Linked DNA regions of Homo sapiens: region 2 is linked to region 1. A link is an interaction called in ENCODE POLR2A ChIA-PET data of the cell type or tissue named here. Cell type or tissue: K562. All regions are shown on one strand. Region 1 overlaps FTSJ3 (FtsJ RNA 2'-O-methyltransferase 3). Region 2 overlaps CCDC47 (coiled-coil domain containing 47).

Region 1 (2,500 bases):
GGAAGAGGAGGAGGAGGAACAACTGAACCAGACCTTGGCAGAAATGAAGGCCCAGGAGGTGGCGGAATTGAAGAGGTGAAAGGAGCTGGGGTAGAGCTTGGAGTTCCCCAACGCAGGGACTGTGTGAAGATGGGAGAAGAAAATGCAAGGCATGGATAGAAACTTTGGAGCTGGGCCGGTTTTACTCCCTCAATCCACCCCCTCAGGAAGAAAAAGAAGCTGTTGCGTGAGCAGAGAAAGCAGCGGGAGCGTGTGGAGCTGAAGATGGATCTGCCTGGGGTTTCCATTGCAGACGAGGGGGAGACTGGCATGTTCTCCTTGAGCACCATCCGGGGTCACCAGGTGAGGCGGCATTGGGGGTGCAGGTTTAGGAGACAGAAGGATCTGTTTGGGTGTTTGGAGGTGGGGGGTGTTGAATGTCTTTTTAGGTTGCCGAACGATAGGCTGTGGTTGCTGTCTTCACCACAGGGTGCCTTGGTGAGTATAAGGCCACAAAGAAACATAAACCAAAAAGGATGAGTTAGGTAGATAGATGAGTGTGATAGATTTATTTTTTTTTTTTTTGAGACGGAGTCTTGCTCTGTTGCCCAGGCTGGAGTGCAGTGGCACGATCTCGGCCCACTGCAAGCTCCACCTTCCAGGTTCACACCATTCTCCTGCCTCAGCCTCCCGAGTAGCTGGGACAACAGGCGCCTACCACCACGCCTGGCTAATTTTTTGTATTTTTAGTAGAGACGGGGTTTCACCGTGTTAGCCAGGATGGTCTCGACCTCCTGACCTCGTGATCTGCCCACCTCGGCCTCCCAAAGTGCTGGGATTACAGGCGTGAGCCACCGCGCCCGGCTGATAGATTTATTCTTGAAGAACTAGAACATCAGAAAAGAACTTAGGTTATAGTAGATGCTGCCAGGTTACTTGAGTTTCAAGCACAGATGAATAGAGGATCTCCCTCAGAGGGGAGCAGCATTCTTTAGTTCATTGAGACCAAGTGAGCACTCGCATTAGGGTACTTCCACTGAATACTGAAGAACATGTTTTTCCTGACAAAATCAGGGTCACAAACAAAATGAACTTTTGTGGCTTATGTGTGGGAGTGTCATAATCAGGTCATCTTTGTTGTACAGGAGGGCAGTAGAGCATGGTGGCCCTAGAGCAGACACAGGCTCAGGTTTCCTTCCCAGCTCTACCACCTGGAGCTTTGTGAAGTGACTGAGCTGACTACCACTTATCCTTGCTGCCTCAGTTTCCTCATCTGTAAAACAATAATAGAACCTACCTACTAGAGTTTTTGGTGAGGAATAAAAAAAGATAGGTGTAATCCCTCATATGTGATAAACACTCAAGAAATAGTAGTTGGAGTTTTTCCTTTGAGACAAGATCTTGTTTTGTCACCCAGGCTGGAGTTCAGTGGTGCCATCATGACTCACTGCAGCCTCAAACTCCTGGCATCAAGCAATCCTCCTGCCTCAGCCTCCCAAAATGCTGAGATTACAGGTGTGAGCCACCATACCCAGCCTAGTATCTTTACCATGAGGAAAATAAAAGGTTCTGACAATTGGTTTAAGTGGAACAGTTTTGTTGGATGTATGTTGGCTGGGCCCCTTTTATTCAGTGGAAACAAACTGTGTAGACGGTATTCTCAGGAGATGATTGAGATGCTGTCTGAGAATAATTTTTAAAGGAAAACCAGTGTTGTAGAATATGTTAAGATTTGGTGCTATGTGGGCTGTAGGTACCTTCCTTAAGACCTATTTGTGATACCACTGAGACAAGACAGCTGAGTGGGATAGATCAGTAACCCAGCCTAGAACGGGATGTTGTAAACAGGCCATTCACTACCCTGGATCTGAGCTTTCCCATCTGTGAAAGGATAATGGATTTGCCAGTGTTCTTTCTAGTGTTGCTGAGCATAGACTGAGGTGAGGGACACAGAAAAAAAAACAGTATATTTCCTTTTAAATAGTTTACCTTTGTTTCTGTTACACTTCAGTTATTAGAGGAAGTAACACAAGGGGATATGAGTGCAGCAGACACATTTCTGTCCGATCTGCCAAGGGATGATATCTATGTGTCAGATGTTGAGGACGACGGTGATGACACATCTCTGGATAGTGACCTGGATCCAGAGGAGCTGGCAGGAGTCAGGGGACATCAGGGTCTAAGGGACCAAAAGCGGTAAGGGGCACGTGTGCACCAAAGGGAATGCTGCCACTCTGAGGAAGTGTTAGGGTGGGTACTACCAGAGCCTGAGTAGGGCAGCAAGGGCTCCAGGCAATCTGGGTCTCTGAGCCCCCTACTTTCCTTTGGGTCTACAGTATGCGACTTACTGAAGTGCAAGATGATAAAGAGGAGGAGGAGGAGGAGAATCCACTGCTGGTACCACTGGAGGAAAAGGCAGTACTGCAGGAAGAACAAGCCAACCTGTGGTTCTCAAAGGTAAGGAGAGGCCGGGGGCAAGACTGCGGGGAGATGAGTCTTCCTTGGGAGAAGGGCAGCTGAT
Region 2 (2,500 bases), 52 kb after region 1:
TGCCACCACGCCCGGCTAATTTTTGTATTTTTAGTAGAGGTGGGGTTTCACTATTTTGGCCAAGCTGGTCTCGAACTCCTGACCTCAAATGATCCACCCACCTCGGCCTCCCAAAGTGCTGAGATTACAGACGTGGACCACCACGCCTGGCCTAGAGCTGACATTTTAAACCAAGTCTAATTTCACCAAAGTATGTGCTGTTTTCTATATTTCTTCCACTTTTGACCAAATATCACAACATGAGAACTAGAGGGAAAGCCTAGAAAAACTAGAAGAGAAACTTTAACAGGTAGTAATTTAGAGGACTGAAGACCCTTAGGCCTAGTGGAAGTGGAAAATATACATTCCAGAGTTTAAAAACACTCATTAGTAACTAAAGATGGTTAAAGGAAGCTAGGGATGTTTAGAGACACATCCCATACCTCTTTGAGGCTGGCATTGACAAAGTGGCATGCTTTCCCATAGATTGTCCCTTGATACTAACCTGAAGGATCAACTAGTATAAAAAGAATGTTTAGTTCTCCCTTGATATGTATGGGGGATTGGTTCCAGGACCCCTTGAGAATACCAAAATCCATGGATACTCAAGTCCCTTATATAAAATGGTGTAGTATTTACGTATAACCTATGCACCTCCTACCATATACTTATATATGTATATGTATATACACTATATAATTATCTCTAGATTACTTATAATACCTAATTTAATTGTATTTTTTTTTAACTGTTCTTGCCTCCAAATCTGTTCCATCTGTGGTTGGTTGAATCCACAGATGTGGAACCCATGGGTAGGGCCTACTGTACCGTTGGCCTATCCTTTATGGCATTTCTCAAAATCATTTGTACCTTTCAAATTTTATGAACTTTAATTCTAAGAACATTTAATTTCTTTCTTTCTTTCTTCCTTCCTTCCTTCCTTCCTTCCTTCCTTCCTTTCTTTCTTTCTTTCTTTTTTTTTTTTTTGACACAGTCTCGCTCTGTCACCCAGGCTGGAGTGCAGTGGCATGATCTTGGCTCACTGCAATCTCCGCCTCCCAAGTTTAAGCAATTTTCCTGCCTCAGCCTCCCAAGTAGCTGGGATTACAGGTGTGTGCCACCATGCCTGGCTAATTTTTTGGTATTTTTAGTCGAGACGGGATTTCACCATGTTGACCAGGCTGTTCTCGAACTCCTGACCTCCGCTGATCTGCCCGTATTGGCCTCCCAAAGTGCTGGGATTACAGGTGTGAGCCACTGCGCCCAGCCTTTAAGAGCATTTAATTTCTTGAGCATCCATGGATTGCAAGGCATTCGACAATAACCTTCGATATTAAACTGATTTCTTTAAGAAGTTTCAGTGCTATAAATGAGATTTAGAATATTCTCCATCTCAGAGCACCTTGAAAGAGTAGTACATATTTCCCTTTGCCATACTCTCACTTCCGTTAATACTCAATTGCTTGCATTATGGCTTCCATCCTTATCACTTCCCTGCAGTTGCCAGTAATGATTTCATCATGACCTGGCCCCTGAGGGCCTTTCCAGCCTCCTTTCTCCCACTTGAGTCTACAAACCCAATGTCCTATCATACCAGGCTCCTAAAATATGCTATTTCAGGCCTCCATGCCAAACCTGTTCCGCAGTCTGCAATGCCTCTTCTCTAGTGACAAAAGTACACTACAGAAAAAAAAAAATTAGTCCGGGCACGGTGGCTCATGCCTGTAAATGCCTGTAATCCCAGCACTTTGGGAGGCCGAGGCAGGTGGATCACCTGAGGTCAGGAGTTCGAGACCAACCTGGCCAACATGGTGAAACCCCATCTGTACTTAAACTACAAAAAAAATTAGCCAGGCATGATGGTGAGTGCCTATAACCCAGCTACTCAGGAGGCTGAGACAGAAGAATCGCTTGAACCCAGGAGGCAGAGGTTGCAGTGACCCGAGATCACGCCACTACACTCCAACCTGGGCTACAGAGTGAGACTCTGCCTCAAAAAAAAAAAAAAAAAGAAAGAAAAATAAAGACAAAATATCCAGAATTCTACCATACAAGCTAACTAATATTTGTATGTAAATGTATGTTTTTCTAAACCAAGCTTGTCCAACCCATGGCCTGCAGGCCGCATGTGACCCAGGACAGCTTTGAATGTGGCCTAACACAAATTCGTAAACTTTCTTAAAACATTATGAGATATTTTTTAGCTTATTGGCTATCATTAGTGTTAGTGTATTTTATGTGTGGCCCAAGACAATTATTCTTCTTCCGTTGTGCCTCAGGGAAACCAAAAAATTTGACATCCCTGTTAAACTTTTTTGTTTTCTTTTTCTTTTCTTTTCTTTTCTTTTTTTTTTTTTTTGAGATGGAGTTTCACTCTTGTTGCCCAGGCTGGACTGCAATGGCGCTGTCTCGGCTCACTGCAACCTCCACCTCCTGATTCAAGCGATCCTCCTGCCTCAGCCTCCCAAGTAGCTGGGATTACAGGCGCCTGTCACCATGCCCGGCTAATTTTTGTATTTTT

The links. Peaks named below come from ENCODE experiments on the same cell type or tissue, not always from the same donor. Only the 100,000 strongest peaks of a DNase experiment are listed, where the experiment ranks them.
Region 2: POLR2A ChIA-PET joins it to region 1 with 5 read pairs; 34 of 35 experiments call an interaction of 5 or more read pairs at or near these places.

The regions. Positions count from the first base shown.
Region 1 is chr17:63,821,659-63,824,158 of GRCh38, reverse strand. FTSJ3 (FtsJ RNA 2'-O-methyltransferase 3) reads left to right here. Exons shown (of 21, transcript NM_017647.4): 12 at 1-75; 13 at 207-342; 14 at 1,991-2,175; 15 at 2,316-2,436. Among named protein-coding and RNA genes, the nearest start is that of PSMC5, 4.5 kb to the left of the region's middle. In K562, no CTCF peak of the experiment used is centred here; no DNase peak of the experiment used is centred here.
Region 2 is chr17:63,769,452-63,771,951 of GRCh38, reverse strand. All of the region lies in intron 1 of CCDC47 (coiled-coil domain containing 47), which reads left to right. Among named protein-coding and RNA genes, the nearest start is that of CCDC47, 2.9 kb to the left of the region's middle. In K562, no CTCF peak of the experiment used is centred here; a DNase peak (open chromatin) is centred at 1,511; H3K4me3 peaks cover 1,276 bases.